Linked DNA regions of Homo sapiens: all the other regions are linked to region 2. The links are chromatin contacts, found by Hi-C in ENCODE. All regions are on one chromosome and are shown on one strand. Each heading gives the region's core, a stretch centred on a gene start or an enhancer-like site at or near the end of the contact. The rest is flanking DNA. Distances are from core to core; before and after follow the strand shown.

The links. Hi-C counts contacts between places; a loop is a spot of excess contacts on that map. Pooled maps may share reads with other maps.
Region 1: a loop to region 2 is called in a pooled map, with 23 times the contacts of the local background. The contact joins the promoter of COMMD9 here to the promoter of IMMP1L in region 2. A Hi-C loop is called at or near these places in 7 of 50 pooled maps.
Region 3: a map of B cell shows a loop between it and region 2 (10-fold over the local background). The contact joins the promoter of TRIM44 here to the promoter of IMMP1L in region 2. A Hi-C loop is called at or near these places in 2 of 168 maps with a recorded cell type or tissue (B cell and CD8-positive, alpha-beta T cell) and 7 of 50 pooled maps.

What each region holds. Positions count from the first base shown.
Region 1 is chr11:36,287,937-36,291,668 of GRCh38, forward strand. It overlaps COMMD9 (COMM domain containing 9), which reads right to left and starts at 1,488. Exons shown (of 6, transcript NM_014186.4): 1 at 1,426-1,488. The coding sequence starts at 1,476. RefSeq lists enhancers at 850-1,552, 1,389-1,638.
Region 2 is chr11:31,507,509-31,511,077 of GRCh38, forward strand. IMMP1L (inner mitochondrial membrane peptidase subunit 1) reads right to left here and starts at 2,114. Exons shown (of 6, transcript NM_001304274.2): 1 at 2,011-2,114. ELP4 (elongator acetyltransferase complex subunit 4) reads left to right here and starts at 2,259. Exons shown (of 10, transcript NM_019040.5): 1 at 2,259-2,499. The coding sequence starts at 2,277. RefSeq lists enhancers at 2,252-3,141, 2,274-2,563.
Region 3 is chr11:35,661,017-35,664,465 of GRCh38, forward strand. TRIM44 (tripartite motif containing 44) reads left to right here and starts at 1,759. Exons shown (of 5, transcript NM_017583.6): 1 at 1,759-2,764. The coding sequence starts at 2,096. RefSeq lists enhancers at 1,416-1,735, 1,947-2,447 and a silencer at 1,776-2,155.

The sequences.
Region 1 (3,732 bases), core at 238-2,737, 4.8 Mb after region 2:
CACTTTTCTGTATGTATACTACACACTAATCTTTTAAAGTTTTTAAAAGAAAAGAGTGCATAAGACCAACAGGTATAGGGGCGGGGGTAGGTACAGAGCAGCCAAAATGAAGGTGAAAAGGCACTGGGTTGGGAGCTGAGAGCCCTAGATTGCCAGTCCCAGCTCTGTTACTTCATTTATTAATTCATTTAACAGCTATTTACTGAGCACGTGCTGTGTGCCAGGTATTATTGTTCTACTTATTGGGCATTAACACTTGTGAACAAAAGAGTAGATCCCCTTAGGAGTGGAGAATGCTAATGAACACTGAGAAGGCAATTAAAAAATAAATAAGTAAAACAAAACAGAGACTATTACATGGACCGATGATGATGATGTGCCATAAATTGAGGAGAGTAACTCAACCCTCTTCACCTGGTGTTTAAAAAAAAAAAAAAAGAGAGAGGAAGAAAGGAAAGGTCCCTGATGGATCTTACATTCTTATGAGACAGACGGACAACGGGCAAATAGCTAGCGACAAGTTCTACGAAGGAAAATAAAGCTGCCCTTTCTCCTACAGGGCAAATCATAAGTTAAATAATTCCGGCCAGGCGCGGTGGCTCACGCCTGTAATCCCAACACTTTGGAAGGCGGAGGCGAGTGGATCACGCGGTCAGGAGTTCAAGACCAGCCTGGCCAAGATGTTGAAACCCCGTCTCTACTAAAAATACATAAATTTGCCAGGCTTGGTGGCGGGCGCCTGTAATCCCAGCTACTCGGAAGGCTGAGGCATAGAATTGCTTGAACTCGGGGGGCGGAGGTTGCAGTGAGCCGAGATTGCGCCACTGCTCTCCAGCCTGGACAACAGAGCTAGACTCCGTCTCAAATAATAATAATACTTCATTTGAGCTTTACAAAGCCCTATGAAGTAGGTCCCTTTCAACCTCACAACTTTTCAAATGATTATCAGGAGTATGTCCTGCCCCTTTCGCAGGTCAAAGAGAGTAGGGAAAATCTGGACCTCAAGGGAACATTGAACGCACAGGTCATTCGGAGGGCTGGGCAGACGCAGTAGGAGATAATTTCTTAATTGTGCAATGCAGGAGGGGCTACGGGATGAAATGGGGAACTGACAACGTGGGTCTAGCAATTACCACTTCAATGCACCAATACCGAAAACCAATCCCAAAGACTAATAGCAGGAGGTTGTACTGCGCCTTCATGCCCATTATTTTATTTTTTTTTATCTTACGTTCCTGTCAAAACGATATTTTGTTCTTACTTTTTAAAAGCTCAGAAAGACGCAACGATTTGCCTGGGATCACACAGAGAACAAGCAGCAGAGTTGTGGCTCCAAACCAGGGTCAATTTGTTCCCAATTCCTGCTCCGTCTAAAGTCTCGGAGACAAAGGGCCACCTCACGCTGTCCCCACCCCTTCGACTTACCTTGAGCAGGCTCTGGAGTGCTGCAAAATGCTCCGCTGTCAGGGCAGCCATCTTGCCGAAGTCACATGACCGTGGCACCCAGGGAAGCGAGGTCACGTGGCTGTCGCTGTTGTCGCGGGGCCTGCCGGGGGCTGTAGTCCTTCAGAGTGGGGGAAGGCGTTTCGGTTGTGGTGCTGCGGCAGTGAGCGCGGATCAAGACGGACGCGGCGGCTGGATGACTAAACCCCGAGACTCTAGAACCAAAGGACTAGGGGGACCAGGGCGGAGGATGGTTTACTCGGGGAGGAAATTGGCTTGACTTGTCTACTTACCAAGTCAGGGAAACAGGTTTTCCCTTGACCCATGTGGGTGGGCTGGCGCACTTGGGGAATGCACCTGCAAGCTTGGCAGGCGCCTTGGAAACGTAGTTGTTCAGGAGTGATCGGCGTACCAGTGTTTGGAATGAAAATGAGGCTGTGCATATCGGGCTTCTTGGAATTGACACACACACATGCACACATCCTGTCTTGAATGTAAAATTACTTCTGCGTATATAGTTTTTCAGCCTATGTAGTAGGTTGGAGCTGGTATTATTAGTATTATCCAGATTGGGAAATAATCATTTAGGGTTTTTAGTAACTTTCCCATAGTCATAGAGAAGATCTGATTACAAGAGCAGGTGAGGAAGTGTTTGGGAGAGGGGACAAGAGAGGAATGGAATGAAAGCTACTACCTAGCTAGGTTCTTGTTATACGGGGGTGAGATGGGGGAGGAGGTTAATGGAAATGATTTAGTTCATTTATTCAAAAAGGTAATTATAATGAATATAATTGTAAAGAGTGATTTTGCACTGGCAGTACTGGACTCTGATTTGCCCTGTTCTCAGAGACCGTACATCAAAACAGACATTTCCTTTATCTACCTTTAGTATTTGGGTGGCTCTTTTCTTTTCCTACCCTCCACTTTTTTTTAAGCAAATTCCAGCTCAAAAAATGGGTTCTGATATATTCGAGCTTAAGAAAGAATGCCCATTTGTGAAATTCCAGAAATTGGTAAGCTGCTAAGGACATTTGTTCCTTTGTCTCCTCTCCTCCCCCTTCCCCTTCCCCGACTCCATTTTCTGTGGGGATGTTGTCAAGGCCCAGGAAACCAAAAATCAAATTGTCTAAGGAGGAACCCATTCCTGGATTAGAAGATTTTAGAACCATTTTGTCACAGGGTCCTGATTCTAGCTCTCTTTCTTGGCCTCTCTTTTCCATGAACCCTCATGGCCTGATTCCTGGTTTCTGTTATAACTCAATGTAGGTTCTAGGTTTAACTCCTGCCTGTATCTATAGGGCTGGGCCCATTGTCTTGGGTTAATTGAATATTTGTTAAATAAACAACCACCCAAAAAAGTGATTAGACTAAGATGAAATTTTGTGACTTATTTGAGGATATTGCCTTGGTATTTGCAGGATTGTGCCTTCTTGTCTTACTTTAGAGTAATGAGGAGTGTGGTCACCAGCCTTCAAGATGGCCCTCAATGATCCCAGCCTCCTGGTGTTCACAACCTAGTGTAGACACCTCCCACCATGTACCAGGATTGGTATGCATGACCAATAGCAAATGGTGGGTGTGAATGGCATATCACTTCTGAGATTAGGTTATACAAGACTGCACCAAAAAACTAACAAAAAGACTGAAGTTCCTGTCTCCTGGCTTGGGTGCTCTCTCATGTGCCCTGCTCTCTTTCACTTGAATCCTTTGCTCTGGGGAAAGCAAACTGCCATGTTGTAAACAGTCCTACAGAGAGGCCTAGGTGACAAGGAACTGAAGCATCTGGCCAACAACTTCATTACTGACCTGAGAAGCAGATTGTCTAGGCCCAGTAGAGCCTTAAGAAGGCAGGAGTCTTGGCCAACAGCTTAACTGCAACCTCATGAGAGATTCTGAGCCAGCACCACCCAGCGAAGCCACGCCTGGATTTCTGGCCTTCAAACACTATTAAGATTATCAATGTTTGTTGTTTTAAGCTATGAAGCTTTGAAGTAATTTGTTATACAGCAATAGTAACTAATGCATGGTGGCAGCAAAGCATAGGGGTTTTAGAATTCAACCTGAGTTGGAATCCTAATTCTACACATTATTAACTTTTCCGTGTACAAATTCTTGAACTTCTCTGGGCCTCAGTTTCCACCTCTGTAAAATGGTGTTCATCACACCCATCTAGTTCAGAGAGCAGAGCTGAGCGACAGGAGCTGCTTCAGTGGGAGGATTCCCAGCTCTCCTTACTCTCGCGGGCTGGTATGATATGAATGGCACCATGTCATCCCATTTTGGTAGGGC
Region 2 (3,569 bases), core at 864-3,363:
GTAATACAGAAGCCTATAAAAACGAATTATACCATTATGTTAAGTGAAATAAGTCAGACACAGAAAGACAAATATCACATGATCTTACTCATAGGTGGAATCTAATAGTTCATCGCACAGAGAGTACAATGGTGTTTACCAGAGGCCAGGATGGTTGGCAGGGGGGATGGGGAGAATTTGGTCAAAGATACATAATATCAGTTAGATAGGAGGAATAAATTTCAAGAAATCTATTATATAACATGAATTTATAGCAAGCTGACTATAGTTAATAATCATATATTGTATTCTTTAAAAAAATGTAAACAGTGTAGATGTTATGTACTCTTACCACAAAAATGATAACTATGTGAGGTAATGCATTGCTAATTAGCTAGATTTAACGATTCCGGAATGTACATACACTTCATAGCATCATGAGGTACACAAAACAATGCCATCTGTCAAAAAATAATAATTATATGTAGCATTTCAAAAAGTTCACAGCATCAAAAATATTTGTAGGGGTGGGGGGACAGAGAGCATCAGGAAGAATAGCTAATGGATGCTGGGCTTAATACCGAGGTGGTGGGTTGATCTGTGCAGCAAACCACCACAGCACACGTTTACCTATGTAACAAACCTGCACATGAAGCCCAGAACCTAAAACAAAAGTTGAAGAAAAAAAAAATTCAAGACGTTTCTATCTGATATTGGACTGCTTTGTCACTTTTTCTTTTGGTCTTCCTAGTGCTTATTTACTACAGGATAAAATTAGCACATGCTATTTAATGTGTTCATTTTAAGTACTATGTTGTTTTCTATGTGTTAATTTTATCTCCTCCAGGTGAGACCATTTTTATTACCATAGGTCTAAAATGACAAGATTAAGTCCAAACAGACAGTAATCACTCAACAGCTATTTATTGAGTAACTTAAAGATTCAATATGAAAGCAACCTTGATCAAAGCTTTCCAGTTGATATATTGTGAAACAGGGTTTTTTCCTAAACATGATTCTAAAAAACAAGCAAACAAACAAAAATCCTCCCCAAATGAAAAACTCCAGTCACTATTTAGCAATACTAATTTCAATTTATCAAACAGAATCAGCCCAAAAATTTCAACAGGTCAGTGAGATTTAAAACAATTCGATGGCAAGAATTTCAATGAGGTTTGGCTCTAATTAAAAGGTATCACAGATCACTGTCAAAGTCAATAACTCAGTAGTGCGGTAATGATTTGGGAGTCCTTTTCAATTTAGACATTTGTCAATCATGATTGCCTTTAAACATCAGTTACCCACTGTCCCTGCTCAGTTTTGAAAAAAAAATTAAATACAAAAATACAACTCAAAATACATGTTTTTTCCACACATAAAATTGGTATTTTAGTAATAAACTCTCGATTCAGGGTTCATAAAATAAAGTAGGTATACTTCTAATTCTTCCTAGCAGTTTTTTGGGGGAAAGAAACCCTAAGTATTTTCTGTTATTTGCAGCTGCTTTAACAGCAAACGACAATTAAATGTGTGAACAAGGTTGTCAGAGTAACACTTGTCATTTACACCGCTTAGGAAAGACATCCAAGACTTCCAGAAACACTAATTAAAATTAACAAAAGCTTCTTATCGGAACTTGTCAGAGAGCTATAGTTTGTCAGACACAGGAAAACCAGATAGCCTCAAAGTTCAAGAGTTTTCGCTCTAAGGTTTAATTCCAAACCACCTACCACTAGGCACTAACGAACTAAGCCCAGACGCTCAGCAACCAACTCATTAAGGTAAGAGATCCCATCCTTTCCATATAACACAAAATTAAGAAAAAGACATCGTGGGGAAGGCGGAGTGAATTTTCTATCAGAAATCAGAAGATAAATGAGCAGGAAAAAAGTCTATCCTCACACACAGCGGAGAAAGGTGCTAGCAATTGCTTGATAAGCCCTAAGGGTTTATTGTTTCACCAACCTTTTCTTTAACTCAATGTGAATGAAGGCACTCAAAAGGAGAAGAACGTTACGTGATATTACCTACCTCGGGCCCCAAAGAACCCTGGAGACCCTCAACCAGGACACAGGTGGGCCTTTCTCACCTGGGCCCCGCCGAAGTCGACCGTCCTTTCGTAGGGCGCACTTTTCAGCAATACGCCTTCCGATTGGTTGGCTCGGGACTGACGTCTCAGTCCTATTGGTTACGAGAGCCGCGGTTGGGGCGAGGAGGCGGGAGTTTGGCACTGGTTCTGATAGGACGGGTGTTTGCGTTCCCAGAGTTCCTATTGGGTTAACACTGGAGGCTCTAAGATGGCGGCAGTGGCAACCTGCGGTAGTGTTGCCGCGAGTACTGGGTCTGCAGTGGCGACAGCCAGCAAGAGCAACGTCACCAGTTTCCAGAGGAGGGGTCCTAGAGCCAGCGTGACCAACGACAGCGGCCCTCGACTGGTGTCCATTGCGGGCACGCGACCGTCGGTGCGGAATGGACAGCTGCTGGTATCAACCGGGCTCCCAGCCCTAGACCAGCTCTTAGGTCGGTTCAGAGCGGAGATCTGGGCTCAGCCGAGGGGAAACTTAGGGAGGGGACCTGTCGGGGAAGCCACTTTGACCCCACATCTCTTTCTGACCCCTAAACCTTCGGAGGAGGAGAGAATAGCCTGGTCTGATTGAGATGGAGGGGAATACGGGTTGTGTGGAGACTTCTGAGCGCTGTTAACTAAACATGTTTTAGTGCCCTCGCTCTCTATTTCATTCCCTGCCCTCCAACCCCTTTTCATATTACGGAGGAATTCGTACATGCTTTTTACCCTGAAATGCTTTCTAGTCAAGGGAAGACATTAATTTATGGAGATGGTTTGGCTTTCATTCAGGATACCTCCCTTCTGCTTTCTCCAGGCAGCTCACGGTTTAGACCAGCCTGCAAAAGTTTTTATAATTGTGAGAGACAGACTTCATTAGAAGATGCTGGAAAAAAATGATTTCCCCTCTTTGACCGTCAGACTGCCTGTTCTCTGGTTCTAAATCTTAAAACATTTTGGCTTTAAGAGAGCGAATGTTAAAGGCTTATGTTGACACATAATCCTTATAAAGTATTTTGAGCCTGTCGTTGATATTTAGATAGTGTCTGCGTTAAATCTGTGTATATATTTTTTATTTTTTCTATATACATTTTGCTTCCCAGTATTGATTGCTGCTACATTCCATACGACATCTTTAAATTTAACTCACATTTTAACGAGAAAAGTCTAGTTCTTAGGCTTTCCTTTAAAATCTCTGGAATTTTTTATGAGAAGCCTGCTGAAGAATATGCTTGTTTCATAACTGTTATATTCAAAGGAATGACCAGATTAAGTTGGTAGGACAGATTTGCTGTGTTAATAAAGCTTCTAGATTAATTTCTGAATGCTGTTTCATTAAAACCCCGTCTGTGTTTACATAACTTTTTTCATAGTGTGTGATATGTGTCTGTTAAATCTTGTACACTTTCATAAAATATAACTCATTGCTTGTTCTTGTACTTCGTTTGACATTTCTTTCGGTTATTTTCCCCTCAAAGTAGGCTTTTCATAGGTTTAGTGCAGAGAAAGTAAGAAGACCAGCAAC
Region 3 (3,449 bases), core at 509-3,008, 4.2 Mb after region 2:
ATAAAAAAAATAAAAATTATTTTCATTGAATAAAAGACTTTCTAAATGTGAGAACGTTATGTTTGTAAAGGCTAAGTTGTTTCCTTTTAAGCCTGGGGGAGGACAGGAGTAGAAATAACCAAGCAAGGCACACTTCTCATTAGGTATATTAACGTTGATGTTTGAGTTGACATTTGTTGAATTTTTTTTTTCAGAATGGTGCTTCAATTCATGTTTCAAAAGCAGACACAGAAATAATTTCCAGAGAAATGAGCTGGGGGAAAACAGAAATGTGTATGGAATTGGAACAAAATAAACCTGATTTTTTTCAACATTGTATAGAATTGTTCTGAGGTTAAAAAGAAAGGTTTCTAAAAAATAAATATCTAACAAAAGCTGCACAAAGATTAGGCATACATTATCCATGGAGACATTAAAAACTATTAAAAAGGTTTTTTTACCCCACCTCATCCCCTGGTATGTTTGAGGAAAGCATCTGGAAATTCTAACTCAAAATCATCTAAGGGAATCAATGTAAAACAGACACCATTCCATCCCCTTTCATCCTTCTTAATACACCTCAGCCTCTCCCTTGACTAGATAAAAACGTAATTTTCCCTCTCCCAAATACAGTGCAAAACAAAAACTCTTCTGTGAATGGAGAGACATGGATATGGGGTAGAGGTGGAGACTTGCCTACATTACCAGCAGCCAGCCGAAAATGCCCTGTGTGTGTAAAATATGTTCCTTCAAAGGGGCATTGTGAGCACTAAATATAATTTGTGCCAAAAATAATAATGAAAGCTTAGTGAATACTCTACAGTGCAGGCATCGTTACATTTAATCCACAAAACTACCCCATGAGGTAGATATTTACCGTTCTTTTCACTTAACATCTTTTTTAAAAAGCGGAAAACAGAATGATGAATTAACTTGTCCATGGTCATAAAACTGATAGGTAGTGGCACCAGGATTTGGGGACCATCGGGCAGAGGATCTTCCAAAACCGGCTTTTAAAGAGCCACAAAAAGATGTAGCCGGGTTCTTGGCACTACAGTACTGCTTTATAAACAACAGTTCCCTTCTTTTCTCTTAGAGCCCAGTGGGAATCTAGAGGGACACCTTACATAAAGGAAAATGACTGCAACCTGGACCTGTCACTCGACAAATACTGCCTCTCCCCACCTCACTTCACCTGACGTCTCTGCCCAACCGAAGGCAGCTCTCAGAAAACCGCACAGAGGTTACCACCCCAGAAATTCTGAGATCCTAGGAGGTAGCAATGCAAATAGACAAAGCACAGTATTGCTTTGGATCGAAAATATTTGTTTGCTCATCCTAACTCCAATTCCCCTAGCCTAGAACAAACATAGCCCTTCCGCACTCAGGAAATCCCAAGAGGTCAGGTTCAGTCTGGTAAACAACACTGTCCGGGCACCTTGCAGAACACTGGGGACTGTGACGGGCGGCGACAAATTGGCACAAGAGAGACTGAAATGCACAGGGACACCAGCCTAGTGGCCGTGAAAACTCAAGTTGACACTTCCAGGGAGGGAATGGGGGAGGTGGAGCCCAATTCCTGCTTCTGGAGAGAGTAAGAGACTTCCTCCATCCTCCTTCTCCCTCCTCCTCCTCCAAGGCACGCTGAGATTTGGAGCGGAGGAGCTGAGCCCCGCGGGAAAAGCAGAAAAGGGTCATTGCCACTTTAAATGACTCAGGAAGTAAAAGGAGGCCTCCTGACGGGGAAAGGGAAAGTGGAACCGGGGCGGCGCGGGGGCCGGCGGCTGCCGCGATCTCTCCCTGGTAGCGGGAGGCTGAGCGGGCGGCGCGACGCGGGGGCCGACGGGGGCGCCGGGTGGCCGCGCCGGAAGTGCCTTGCGCGGCAGAGGAAGCGCAGGGACAGAGCGGAGCAGGCCGAGCCGGCGGAAAGGGTCTTTGCTGCTGCGCCCGGGCAGGGGCTGCCGCGGCCCCAGGTCCCGCTTCGAGACGCGGCGCGGTCCAGGCGGGAGGCGACTCCCTAGGAAGGGACCCGGGGCGGGAGGAGGAAGTGAGGCCGCGCGGAAGGAAGGCGGCGAGCCCCGGGGCCCCGAGGCCTTGGCCGCGTCACAGCACCCACATGGCCTCTGGAGTGGGCGCGGCCTTCGAGGAACTGCCTCACGACGGCACGTGTGACGAGTGCGAGCCCGACGAGGCTCCGGGGGCCGAGGAAGTGTGCCGAGAATGCGGCTTCTGCTACTGCCGCCGCCATGCCGAGGCGCACAGGCAGAAGTTCCTCAGTCACCATCTGGCCGAATACGTCCACGGCTCCCAGGCCTGGACCCCGCCAGCTGACGGAGAGGGGGCGGGGAAGGAAGAAGCGGAGGTCAAGGTGGAGCAGGAGAGGGAGATAGAAAGCGAGGCAGGGGAAGAGAGTGAGTCGGAGGAAGAGAGCGAGTCAGAGGAAGAGAGCGAGACAGAGGAAGAGAGTGAGGATGAGAGCGATGAGGAGAGTGAAGAAGACAGCGAGGAAGAAATGGAGGATGAGCAAGAAAGCGAGGCCGAAGAAGACAACCAAGAAGAAGGGGAATCCGAGGCGGAGGGAGAAACTGAGGCAGAAAGTGAATTTGACCCAGAAATAGAAATGGAAGCAGAGAGAGTGGCCAAGAGGAAGTGTCCGGACCATGGGCTTGATTTGAGTACCTATTGCCAGGAAGATAGGCAGCTCATCTGTGTCCTGTGTCCAGTCATTGGGGCTCACCAGGGCCACCAACTCTCCACCCTAGACGAAGCCTTTGAAGAATTAAGAGTAAGTATTGGGCCTTCAGAGCATAAACCTAGGGGTCAGGACACCTGGGTTTCAACTCAGGTGGCCTGGCTGTGACCACATTCGCTTTCACTGTGTCCCTAAGAAGCTAGTCTTTCCAACTTTTTGGGAGCAGTTCTTATTCACCGTTTTTGGTTGAACTCTTTTGAGAATCTGATGAAAGTTCTGGACTCTGACCTGAGAAAATACACACAAAATCTAGTATACAATTTCTAGAAAATTGCAAGTTTCTGGTCTGTGGATCCCAGGTAAAGCATTTCTTGGGAGTTTTGACCCCACTTAGGCCAATTTCCACAGCATCACTATTGTTGAAACTGGTGCTTTGTGCTAGGGCTCTTGATAAGGCAATCTTTTTGCCTACTTGAAAACATGGGAAATAGGATTTTGCCACATGAATCCAAGCAAGTGATACGTCTGCATTGAAAAGACTAACAAAATAGTTTTAATAGTAACTTCATATGTGCCCCGAGTTCATTTTAGATTCTTCGTGTTTGAAACTTAGTAGAAAAGGAGGGTAAGAAGATGGAGGCCAAATTGGGGTGGGAGTGGAAGTTCCCATGTCCTCTGTCTGGATCTTTGTCTGTCGTGGACCTTACTGGTCCCCCAGAACAGTGGACACTTCGGAAATATTTGTTGAATGAATGAATTTGCAGACGATGCACCTTTT